Linked DNA regions of Homo sapiens: regions 1, 2 and 4 are each linked to region 3. The links are chromatin contacts, found by Hi-C or POLR2A ChIA-PET in ENCODE. All regions are on one chromosome and are shown on one strand. Each heading gives the region's core, a stretch centred on a gene start or an enhancer-like site at or near the end of the contact. The rest is flanking DNA. Distances are from core to core; before and after follow the strand shown. Region 1 holds the start of SRRT (serrate, RNA effector molecule). Region 2 holds the start of AP1S1 (adaptor related protein complex 1 subunit sigma 1). Region 3 holds the start of ZKSCAN5 (zinc finger with KRAB and SCAN domains 5). Region 4 holds the start of GIGYF1 (GRB10 interacting GYF protein 1).

What was found. Hi-C counts contacts between places; a loop is a spot of excess contacts on that map. ChIA-PET counts read pairs that join two places held with the same protein, here RNA polymerase II (POLR2A). Pooled maps may share reads with other maps.
Region 1: a loop to region 3 is called in a pooled map, with 9 times the contacts of the local background. The contact joins the promoter of SRRT here to the promoter of ZKSCAN5 in region 3. A Hi-C loop is called at or near these places in 1 of 37 single-sample maps with no recorded cell type and 8 of 50 pooled maps. POLR2A ChIA-PET finds 5 or more read pairs at or near these places in 2 of 52 experiments (CD4-positive, alpha-beta T cell and GM12878).
Region 2: a loop to region 3 is called in a pooled map, with 11 times the contacts of the local background. The contact joins the promoter of AP1S1 here to the promoter of ZKSCAN5 in region 3. A Hi-C loop is called at or near these places in 4 of 50 pooled maps. POLR2A ChIA-PET finds 5 or more read pairs at or near these places in 2 of 52 experiments (K562 and naive thymus-derived CD4-positive, alpha-beta T cell).
Region 4: a loop to region 3 is called in a pooled map, with 5 times the contacts of the local background. The contact joins the promoter of GIGYF1 here to the promoter of ZKSCAN5 in region 3. A Hi-C loop is called at or near these places in 1 of 37 single-sample maps with no recorded cell type and 6 of 50 pooled maps. POLR2A ChIA-PET finds 5 or more read pairs at or near these places in 1 of 52 experiments (A673).

Annotation. Positions count from the first base shown.
Region 1 is chr7:100,873,849-100,876,597 of GRCh38, forward strand. It overlaps SRRT (serrate, RNA effector molecule), which reads left to right and starts at 1,255. Exons shown (of 20, transcript NM_015908.6): 1 at 1,255-1,480; 2 at 1,725-1,864. The coding sequence starts at 1,743. RefSeq lists enhancers at 140-804, 805-1,470, 1,047-1,096, 1,307-1,366 and a silencer at 1,507-1,736.
Region 2 is chr7:101,152,648-101,155,725 of GRCh38, forward strand. It overlaps AP1S1 (adaptor related protein complex 1 subunit sigma 1), which reads left to right and starts at 1,829. Exons shown (of 5, transcript NM_001283.5): 1 at 1,829-1,870. The coding sequence starts at 1,868. RefSeq lists a silencer at 1,571-1,810 and enhancers at 1,621-1,915, 2,235-2,735.
Region 3 is chr7:99,503,369-99,506,141 of GRCh38, forward strand. It overlaps ZKSCAN5 (zinc finger with KRAB and SCAN domains 5), which reads left to right and starts at 1,294. Exons shown (of 7, transcript NM_145102.4): 1 at 1,294-1,365; 2 at 2,637-2,773. The coding sequence starts at 2,677. RefSeq lists enhancers at 881-930, 1,321-1,500, 1,881-1,960.
Region 4 is chr7:100,692,930-100,695,762 of GRCh38, forward strand. GIGYF1 (GRB10 interacting GYF protein 1) reads right to left here and starts at 1,321. Exons shown (of 27, transcript NM_001375765.1): 1 at 1,181-1,321. RefSeq lists a cis regulatory region at 395-1,888, silencers at 750-869, 1,040-1,139, 1,580-1,739 and an enhancer at 2,427-2,833.

The DNA of each region.
Region 1 (2,749 bases), core at 5-2,504, 1.4 Mb after region 3:
GGATGTCAGAGCTGAGAGGTGACTCCCCCAGATTGCATGGTTCTTAAATGGTGGAACCTGGGTCTTTTTGACTCAGGTCCAGTTTTTTTTGACAACTCTTGTAATCCGTCACTACCCTCCTCTCAGTGCTGGGAGCAAGCACGCCTCAGGGAGGAGGCAAGATTTCCTCTATGTATCTATTTTGAGACAGGGCCTCACTCTGTTCCCCAGGCTAGAGTGCAGTGGTGCAATCAAGGCTCACTGCAGCCCTGAACTCCTGGGCTCAAACAGTCCTCCTGGCTTAGCCTCCCCAGTAGCTAGGACCACAGGGGCATCCCACCAAGCCCAGTTATTATTTTTTTGTGTGTAGATGGGATCTTGCTATGTTGCCCAGGCTAGTCCTGAACTCTTGGGCTTAAGTCCTCCCTCCTCGACCTTCCCAAGTGCTGGGATCACAGGTGTGAGCCAATGTGCCTGGCCCTAAATATTCTGTAAAGGGGCCTTGCTATGTTGCCCAGGCAGGTCTCCAACTCCTGGGCTCAAGTGATTCTCCCACGTCGGCCTCCCAAAGCGCTGGGATTGCAGGCGTGAGCCATCTCAGCTGGTCTTCCTATTAAGTCTCACACTCAATTCACTGAGAGGGGCCTTGGTGTTACTCCCGGGGGTGGTAATCCATTGAATCTGGGCGGTCCATACTCTGTTTAGGGCGTTAACTTACAGCCTATTTCATCCAAATACTGAGCGGGGTTAAGACTGAGATCTGCCAATTTTACTTAAAGACGGGGCGTCTTTGTCGAGGAAAAGCAGGAACGGCGGACTTTGCATTTAGTGCGCACTGTGGCACCCAATTTTGGCTGGATATTTGGAGCAGAAAATGGTGGGATACGATGCTTTAAAATGGTTGCTTCCACCTTCCATCCCCTAAGCGCCCGCGCTTCCCAAGCCCACGCCCTGCCCGAGGAGGGGACGAAATCACCCCCGGTGAGGTCAGGAGGCCCGTGGGGGGAACATGGCTGGATGAGAACCGTCTTAGGACCCCGACACATCTGGGGTCGCGCGATCCTCGACTTCCGCTCTCCCTTCGCGCCCAGAGGGCTTGTTCGCCTCCCGAGGCCGCGCTTGGCCCAGCCGAGGTCCCGTAGTTCCTAACGCTCGAGCCGTTATCGTCTCGAAAAGCCGCGCGAGACTTGCGAGATCCCCGCCCCTTTCCCATCACGCCCTGCTCTCCCCGCCCTTCGCGCTCGGTTTGTTAGTTCCAGTTCCGGCCGCGAGGGTGGAGCTTTGTGCCTCGGAGGCGTGGGTGACGCAGGCGCAGCGCGGGCTGCGCGCGCTACTGCCCATCCCCGGTTGTCCCACTTTTGTTCGCCTCTCTTCGGCCCTCTACTCAAGAGCTCCGTCTCCGTCTCGCCCTCCTCGAAGTCCTCGTCGCGCGCCCGCGACCCAGGTCGCCCTGAAATCTAGCCCGTCCGAGCGCGAGTCCAACGGCCGCGGCCGCACCAAGGTGGGGGAGGGGAGGAGCCTGGGGGGCCCCGCTGGGGCGGGAGAGGAACCGGGGTCCACGGGGGCGGGCGCGGAGAAACTCGGGGCGAGTGGAGGTGTTGGAGCCGCGTTCTCAGGCCTAGGATGGTGGGGGCCGCGGAGGGCTGGCCTTGGCGGGAGGGAAGCGGGCGAGCTGCCCGCGAGGGACGGTCCCTTCCTCCGCTCGTCCTTTTGCACCACTCCTACCGCCTCTCCCCGGTCCCCAGGCCCCCTCAGACCGTGCCATGGGTGACAGTGATGACGAGTACGATCGAAGGCGCAGGGACAAGTTCAGAAGAGAGCGCAGCGACTACGACCGTTCCCGCGAGAGAGATGAAAGACGTCGAGGGGACGATTGGAATGACAGGTGAGCCGTTTTTAACTTCATCTTGTCCCCGTTTCATGCCGTTTCACTCCACCCGCGTCGCTTTTCTTTCTCCCCCTTGTAATTTTTATGAGGGCGAATCCTATGAAATGGCTCATTGGACCGTTTTCTGTGGTTCAGCCTATTTGCTGTTGGCCAAATAACTAGCTGTGGCTTGGTTTTTGAAATTCTCTGCAGATCAGAGCTATAGAGCTAAGAGTTTGAGTATGAAGAAGCACTGTTTATACATGCACGAAAAGCGTGCTTTTTTGCTTTTTTTTGTTTTGTTATTGAGATGGGGTCTTGTTCTGCTGCCCTGGCTGGAGTGCATTGATGCAGTCGTAGCAGCCTCCACCTCCCGGGCTCAACCGAGCCTCCCGCCTCAGCCTCTTGAGAAGCTGGGACTCCAGGGGGAGGCCATCACGCCCGCCTAACTTTTAAAAATTATTATTGTTATTTCGAGACAGAGTCTTGCCCTGTCGCCCAGGCTGGAGTGCAATGGCGCAATCTTGGCTCACTGCAACCTTCGCCTCTGGGGTTCAAGTAATTCTCCTGCCTCAGCCTCCCGAGTAGCTGGGATTACAGGCACCTGCCACCACGCCCGTCTAATTTTTGTATTTTTAGTAGAGACGGGGTTTCACCATGTTGGCTAGGCTGGTTTGGAACTCTCGACTTTAGGTAATCCACCCAGCTCGACCTCCCAAAGTGCTGGGATTACAGGCATGAGCCAGTGCTTGGTCTAAAATTATTTTTTGTAGAGACAGCGTCTTGCTCTGTTGCCCAGGTTGTAAATTATATTTTAGGAGGATTGCTTCAGAAAAATAATAATATAGAGTTGATCTGACTGGAGAGGTCGTCAGATTATTTCCCTGACAATATATGATTAGG
Region 2 (3,078 bases), core at 579-3,078, 1.6 Mb after region 3:
GAGGTGGAGGTTGCAGTGAGCTGAGATCACGCCACTGCACTACAGCCTGGGCAACAGATCAAGACTCTGTCTCAAGAAAAAAAAAAAAGGAAGAAAGATAATTAAGTTTTGCTTTGATGTACTTACCTACTAGAATGTCAAGGATAGTTAAATTAACAGAATAATAAATTTTGTCATGCCATTGGCCCATCTGCACATTGACTCGGCTTAGTTTAGTCTCTACAAAAACAAGACCCCTATATAAGAAAAACTTAAAGGTCAGGGGCGGTGGCTCATACCTGTAATCCCAACACTTTGGGAGGCTGAGGAGTGTGGATACCTTGAGTCCAGGAGTCCCAGACCAGCTTGGGTAGCATGACAATACCCTGTGTCTACAAAACATACAACTATTAGCTGGCTGTGGTGGTGCATGCCTGTAGTCCTAGCTACTTGGGAGACTGAAGTGGGAGGATCGCTTGAGCTCAGGAGGTGGAGGCTGCAGTGAACTATGATCATGCTACTACACTCCAGCCTGGGCAACAGAGTAAGACCCTGTCTCAAAAAAAGAAGAAAAAAAAAAAGAAAGAAAGAAAAGAAAAACTTAAGACAGTGTGTTCCTCTGTTTGCTTTCTGAGGACGCCCTACTCCGTAAGGGTGTAGCTTTCAATAAACTCTCTCTTCTCATCGCACTCTACGACTTGCTTTGGGTTCCTTCCTGCATGAGATCCAAGAATTCTCTCTTGGGGTCTGGATCGGGACCCCTTTTTCCAGTAACATGTAGACACACACACACATTCAGTTTAAAAGCCCATATTACAACGTACATCCACCTCATCTTCACACTGAGATTTGGGTGACATCTGTCCCTTTTTGAGTTTTGACCCAAGTTAACCTTTTAAGACGCTCTTTATTTCTTCCCCTTTTGCCTCAGTTCACGTTCCTCCCCCTTCTCCTTACATGCCTTTTATAGCAGCCTCTCCTTTTCTCTTTTATTCTTTTTCTACACATTTCTCTTACTGTAAAATCAGAAGCCAGGCGCGGTGGCTCACGCCTGTAATCCCAGCAGTTTGGGAAACCGAGGCGGGAGGGTCTCTTGAACCCAAGAGTTCGAGACCAGCCTGGGCAACATAGTAAGACCCCCGTCTCTACTAAAAAAAAATTAAAAATTAGCTGGGCATGACGGTGTGCGTCTGTAGTCCCAGCTACTCAGGAGGCTGAGGCGGGAGGATCGCTTGAGGCCAGGAGTTCAAGGCTGCAGAGAGTCACGATCCCACCACTGCACTCCAACCTGGGTGACGCGGCCAGACCCTGTCTCTAAAAAGAAAAAAACTAGAGGGGTGTATCTATCACGCTTTCAATAGATATTCAGCTTGGGTTCTATACTTTTCTCATGACCCTTTGTCTTTCTGTTTTCCAGGTCACTCCTCCTCCCCTACACTTAATTCCCACCCTGCTCCCTTTTCACGGCCCACTCCCCTTCCAGGAGTCCTGCCTGCTGCTTCGAACTCCAATGATCGTCCCATTCACCTCTCACCCCTTTTCCCGCCTTTTTGCCCCACAAGGCTCCAAAGCGCGAGGACCTTATTGTCCTCCTCCCCCATCCTCCAACCAGCCCACAGGACAGCCGCGTTACCATGACGACCGGGCTCCTAGAAGCTGCAGTCAAGGACCTGGTTGCCATGGTTTCCGCTTCTCCGCCTCCAGCCCCGCCCGCGCTCCCCGCGGCGTCGGCGCCTGCGCAGTGCGTGGCGCGCCGGGAGTCAGAGCCTGGGCGGGACGGGGCGGGGCTTCGGGCGAGAGGGAGGGCAGCAGGAGAAAGGATAAGAAAGGGAGTGGGACTGGCGCCTACGGTGGCCGAAGTGGGACGCGCCGAGCCGGAGGCTGCAGGATGGTAGGCTGTGCGAAGAGGGAGGGGAGGGGGAAGCGAGGGGCGTGGGCTGCACCTGCGGGGGTCCTCGGGGGCCGCCCTCGGGGTGAACCGCCCTGTCTTCCCTCTGGTCCTCAGAGGCCTCCCTTGCCTCGGCGGGTGGGCGAGCCGGGCTCGGGAGGAAGAGGGGGAGGTGGCATTCGGGAGAGGGGCGGGGAGGGGGCGCATTTGCAGGGCGAGCGGGGGCTGACGAAGGGGCGGCGGGGCCGTCCCGAGCCGGGAGGGGCGCTCTGGTCTTGGCCCCTGGGGTCCCTCGATCCCCGCTGCAGGGAAGCCGCCCGAAGCAGAGGGTTGCGGGAGTCTCTTTGCTGAGGGAGGGAGCGGGGGTCACCAGTCACCGAGACCCCCTTCCCGGGCTGCACAGGCGGGAGCGGGGACCCGGGTGGGGAGAGGGGTGTGGGAGGGGAGTTTCCGGGTCGGAAAAGGGAGCGCCCTACTGCGTTCGTGGCCGTGCTTGCCTAGAGGCTGGGCCCAGGTAGGGAAGCGAAGTGGACTCGTGGTTTTTCTCCGAGGGACCCAGGCTTTGGGATCCCGGGCTCCGGGGCTCTCTGCCCCCCTTCCCATTCTCTTTCCGGAATCCAGGCCTTCCGTCTTCCTGCTTGCTCCCCACCCCCCTATTTGAGCGCCGCACGAGGCTCCCCAGCGCCCCTCTTTTCCCCTCCACCAAAAAAATCAGTTCTCCTGAATTCTGATTTTTCACTTACTAAGCTAGTACAGTGCCACACACCCAGGGATTCCAAGCCTGGGCATGTCCATGAATAGAAGAGCTACTGGGGTAAGGAGAAGACTCCAGGATGTGGCCCAGACCCCCCGGAACTGGGAAGCTGGGGTACACTGGGCAGTGAGGGTTCTGTCTTCCATCCCACTTGACCCAGCTTGCTGTCTGTTCTGCAGACATTCTTTTAGGGGAACCCCCTGGGTGGCGGGGCCCTAACTGAGGGAAATTGGTCACCTGGTGTCTGGGGAGGAGTGGGCGCTTAGCAGGAGGCACCCTAAAAGGAAGAAAAGTTAAAGAGAAATGTCGAAGACCAAATGCCTGGGTGCCTGCAGAGAGGAAGATAGGATTTGGGCATCTGCATACCCTGTGTGGTGTTGGAGATACATACTACAGAGGAGGATACCCCTGGGCATAGGCCTGGCACTGGAGGATGATATGTTTGGGAGATCATTAA
Region 3 (2,773 bases), core at 44-2,543:
GCAACAAAATTAAGCCATAGGTGCAAAATTCTATACCAACTCACTAACACACAAAATACGGGCATTGCAAACATTCACCGGGGGTTTGGTCCTAGATAGGAAGCTACTTAAAATGCAAGATTTTGGGCTCCCTGAAAAGAGACCTTTAACTTCTAAATATCTTCTCATCTTTTTGCAGATGCTGCAATTTCACAGCAGTTCCTTCCTTCGCGCCTGTAAAACAGTGGCAACAGTAACTCTTCTCCTGCCTGCCCATCAACTTTGTAAACTGCGCGGGGCGTAGGGGGAGGGGAGGGCTGGGGCCTGGAAACTATAAAGCACCATATGAAAAGGAGAGCACTGGGAGGTCGATGCGGGCGCATCACCTGAGGTCAGGAGTTCGAGACCAGCCTGGCCAACATGGGGAAACCCCGTCTCTACTAAAAATACAAAATAAGCCGGGCGTGGTGAGTGTGCCTGTAATCCCAGCTACTCGAAAGGCTGAGGCAGGAGAATTGCCCGAACCTGGGAGCAGAGGTTACAGTGAGCCGAGATCGTGCCATTGCACTCCAGCCTGGGGGACAACGAGACTCCGTCTCAAAAAACAAAACAAAACAAAACAAAAACGGGAGATTATTACTAAGAGATGGGGTCTCACTATGTTGCCCAGGCTGGAGTGCAATGGTGCGATCCCGGCTCACTGCATCCTCAGCCTCCCGGGTCCAAGTGATTCTCCTGCCTCAGCCTCCCAAGTGGCTGAGATTACAGGCTCGCGCCACCACGCCCAGCTAAGTTTTTGTATTTTTAGTAGAGACGGGGTTTCACCATGTTGGCCAGGCTGGTCTCGAACTCCTGGCCTCAGGTGATCCACCCACCTCGGCCTCCCAAAGTGCTGGCATTACAGGTGTGAGTCACCGAGCCCGGCCAAGGGAGGGTATTTCTAATAGACAGGGGTCTCGCTATGTTGCCCGAGCTGGTCTCGAACTCTTGGGCTCAAGCGATCCTGCTTCTTCAGCCTGTCCACTAGCTAGGCTTACAAGCGTGGGACCCCGCGCCTGGCTGAAGAGAGGTATCATTAAGGACGAGACCCCCTTGGCCAGGGAAGCCCTGCGTAAGCAACGCCCCTCTCTTCAAAGGGATGCCCCGCTCCCTCCGCCCACTCCCAGCCTTCCAGCCTTGGCTCCCGAGGACACGACTCCGGGCCCTGCCACCTTCTGATAGGCTCGCGAGACCGAGGCTGCAAAGAGAGCCGCCCCCCATTGGCCAACCGGCGAGTCCCGCGCGCCACCTCCTGGGAGATGTAGTTCCGGGAACAGCTGGCCCCTGCGACTCGCGGGTGTGACGTTGAAGATGTCGGCCTTCTGAGCCGACTGCGGTGGTCAAGAGGTGGGTTTGTTTGGAAAGTGGGTGGTGAGAGTAGCGAGGATGCGGGTGAAGAAAACCTAAGGGCCCCAAATTCAACATAAGCGAGGTTTGCGGGCTGTCAGCAAGGTACAGACCTACTTCAAATCGGGGCGCAGAGCGTTGGGGGTGGGGGAAGGCGCAAGCTCCCCGGCCAATCAGACACGAGCAACCTCAGCCCAACTCTGGAGGCCCCGCCCCCTTCCCCGCCCCACGGAAAGGGGAGGAGCTTGGGCTGTTTGAATGGCTTTGGGATGGAGCAGGGGAGAGAGTGGCTCCGTTTGCCTCCCCGCTTTGGTGATGCTGTGCGAGCGGCTTCGGGGGCCCTGGAGACGTCCGAGTCACTGAGGGTGGGCTGGGACTCGGGGCCCGCGTCCCATCTCCCCGCCGATTGGTCCGCCCCCCGTGCGAGGTGAGGTCCTCCGGGATTCCTAGAGAGGACGCGGAAGTGCTTTCGGGGGGGGGTGGGATCTAACGGTTTAACCCCGTTGGACAGGGCAAGATTGGACTTGGTTACTTCCGGCGAGGAAGTGTTGGGGAGTGTCGGCTTCGGTTTCTCTCCGTGGGAAGAACCGCATCTTCCCAGCCTCGGCTGCGGGGAGCTTGATGTTCCAGGAGAGCTCCCCTAGAGTGGGGCCTTGAGGGGAGGGGGCAGGGGCTTCGTGACTGGACGGGGGTCCTGTCCCTAACCTTGACCGGGCCACAGTCTCTGTATCTCGGGGTCAGGGGCCATTCTGAGGAATCCAGGTCCAGATCTGTACCTTATAAACGCTGCTTCTCTTTGGGACCGATGGAGTCTCCCCTTGGCCTGTCAAGCTCTTGTAGCTTAGAGAACAGGCTCAGTTTTGACCATTATAATGATTTTCACCCTTATTCCGACTTAAGTTCGTCTTATGGTAGAGAGAAAGAGCGGCTGCGTCTGGACTAGTTAGTCTCGTCCCGTTATTTATATGGAATGTAAAGTTCTTCACTCTAAAACTGTGTTTTAGGTTGGGCCTGATGTCAGATTTGTATGGCTCTCTTTTACACTTTTAAAATGTTGGGGTTATTCCTTATTATCATTTTGTGGGTGAAGTGATGGCTACCTTGTAGTACCTATTTTTAAGTAAATTACTTTGTTGAGTGGTCGTCTTTAGTATAGATGACCTCTTTGCCATCTGTCTTTGCTAATAATGATGCCCAATACATCAGTAGGTTGCATGCTACTGAAAGTGTCCTTCAGAAGATATTAAAGAGCAGAAAAACAATTGTTTCAGTGTAACACAGCCAGCCTCGAAGACTTCCCTCTGAGTTGGAATGATAATGACCGAATCCCGAGAAGTTATAGACTTAGACCCCCCAGCTGAGACTTCCCAGGAGCAGGAAGACCTTTTCATAGTGAAGGTGGAAGAAG
Region 4 (2,833 bases), core at 71-2,570, 1.2 Mb after region 3:
CCAAATCCCCCATGTCGGCAGCAAAGGAGAGACCCTTACTGGTACCACCGATGGTGTTTCCATGCCAAAGGCGAGGGGTTGGCGGGGTTCTAAATTGAAACTTCTATATAGACTCGAAGAGGCAGTGCACAAGAGGGTGGGAAAGCTGACGATCTTCCAGAACGACACTTTGAGAGGCAGGAGGGAAGTAAGGCTTGGGTGGCTGGAAAAAAAAAATCCAATCCAGCTAACAAGTCTTTATGTAGCATCTCCTAGTTCCTAGCACTAGGATGCAACAGACCTGGAGTCTGACCGGGAATGCGAGTAATGACTGTATAACAGAGAAGAGAGACGAGGGGCTTTTAAAAAGTTACTCGGAAATTTTTTTGTTTTTTTTTTTTTTTAAGGCAAAGTGTGAGAGCTGTGGCCAGGGAGCTGCTGCACGGAGGGGCATGAGCTGAGAAGGGCCTGGCCTGGGACGGGGAGGACAAGCAGTCTCTGCTAAGGAAGGTATTTCCCGCGGCCGAGCAACTGGGAAGAAGGAGACCCCAATGACCCAGCACTAAGATCGCCGGAGCGAAAGGAAACAGAGGTGAGGAGGACCCAGGCGAGGTGCCTGGGTGGAGGGCAAGGCTTCCATGTTGGCCAAAGTCGTGGAACGCTTGGACCTGGGGAACCGCAAGGCCCAGCTCGTTCCGAGGGGAACCCAAAGGCGCGCTGGGGAGAACTCCGGGAAGCGCGGGGCCCGGCCACCCTAGGACGCTAGGGTCGGGGGCCCCCAGGCGGCCCAGGGCAGGGCTTGGCAGGGGCCCGGGGGCGACCGTTAGGAGCGCGGGGGTGGAAGGCAGCGCGCCGGCCCGGGAGGACGGCGTGCCCTTCAGGGAGGGGCGCCAGGTGCGAGGGGGGCGAGCGGTCGCCCCCTAAGCCGGGCGCCGGCCTCCCGGGGCCTCCCCGAGGCTGGCCGGCTCTGGGGGAGGGTCCCGGCGGCGGGGATGGGCCGGAGCGGGCGGGAGAGCGGGAGGACGCACCGGGCTGCGGCGGCCTCGGGGAGGAGACGGGGGAGGGTCCTCGCTGGCGGCCCGCGCGCTGGCTCCGGCGCTTCTCTAGCTCGCGGGCTCGGCGCGGCCGCCGCGGCGTCGGGGGCGGGCCTGCCCCGGGGCTGGGCTGCGGGCCGGGGGCCGCGGGGCCACTGGGCGCTTACCGCGGGCGGCGCGAGGGTCCGGTCCCGGGGCGTGGGCGGCGCGCGGCGGGCGGGGGCCGGGGACGGCGACGGCGGCTAGCAGCGGGGGAGGGGGCGCTGGCGCTCCCGCGGCGGCCGCTCCTCTGTGTTTGTGTTTGTAGCAAGATGGCTGCCCGCCTCGCACCACGTGACGCGGACGCGGGGCCGCGGGGCCGCCCCTTCCACCGCCGCCGCCGCCGCCGCCGCCGCCGCCGCCGCCGCCGCCGCCGCCGCCGCCGCCGCCGCCGCCGCCGCCTCCCTCCGCGGCTCCGGCCCGCGCCACCTCTCCTCGTGCGCTGCTCGCGTGCCGCGCGCGCCACTGCCCGGACGCCCGTCGCCCCCGACAGCCCCCCCCCTCCCCGCCCCGACACGTGACCTGGGCGCCCGGCTGGTCACGTGACGGGGGCCCCCAGCTGCGGGCGGGATCGGCCCCAGAGCGGCCTCCTCTCCCCCACCTCCCCCGGCCCCGCGACGCGCGACCTCTGGGACCGAGGCCGCGGCCTCCCTGGCGGTCCGGTTTCCTCCAGGAAGCCCGCCTGGATGACAGGAGACAATAAAATCCAGAACCCTTCATCAGGCGTCCTGGGATGTGTGAAATAAGTGGCTCAGGCAAATAAGTTGACTCTCAGGAGCCTCTTTATTTTTTTAATTATTTATTTAATTATTGAGACAGAGTGTTGCTCTGTCCCCCAGGTTGCAGTCCAGTGGCGCGATCTCGGCTCACTGCAGCCTCCGCCTCCCGGATTCAAGTGATTCTCATGCCTTGGCCTCCCGAGTAGCTGAGATTACAAGCACACACCACCACGTTTGGCTTATTTTTGTTGGCCAGGCTGGTCTAGAACTCCTGACCACTCAAGTGATCCGCCTGTCTCGCCCTCCCAAAGTGCTGGGATTACAGGCGTGAGCCACCGCGCCCGGCCCCTATTTATTTATTTTTTTGAAGCAGGGTCTCACTCTGTTGCCCCAGCTGCAGTGTACTAGCCCGATCTCGGCTTACGGCAGCCTCCAACTCCCGTGTCTCAAGCGATCCTCCCATCTCAGCCTCCTGAATTGTTGGGACTATAGGTGTGCACCATCACACCCAGATAACTTTTTTATTCTCTGTAAAGACTGGGCGGGTGGCGTGTCTCATAACATTGCCCAGGCTGGTCTTGAACTCCTGGTCTCAAGGGATCCTCCTGCCACAGCCTCTTGAGTAGCTGGGACTACAGCTGTGTGCCACCACACCCAACTAATTTTTTTAATTTATTGTATTTGTTGTTTGTTTGTTTTCCAAGACAGAGTCTTGCTCTGTCGCCCAGGCTGGAGTGCAGTGGCGCGATCACGGTTAACTGCATCCTGCGCCTCCTGGGCTCAAGCAATCCTCCTGCCTCAAGCACCCTGAGTAGCTAGGACTACCAGGGCACACCACCACGCCCAGCTTTTTTTTTTTTTTTTTTTTTTTTTTTGTAGAGACAGGGTTTCCCCCATGTTGCCCAGGCTGGTCTTGAACTCCTGGACCCAAATGATCCTCCTTCCAAAGTGCCGGGAACTCCTGGACCCAAATGGATCCTCCTTCCAAGGTGCCGGGATGACAGGCATGAGCCGCCACGCCTGGCCTCTCAAAAGCCTCCGTTTCTCTTACAGAAGGATGTT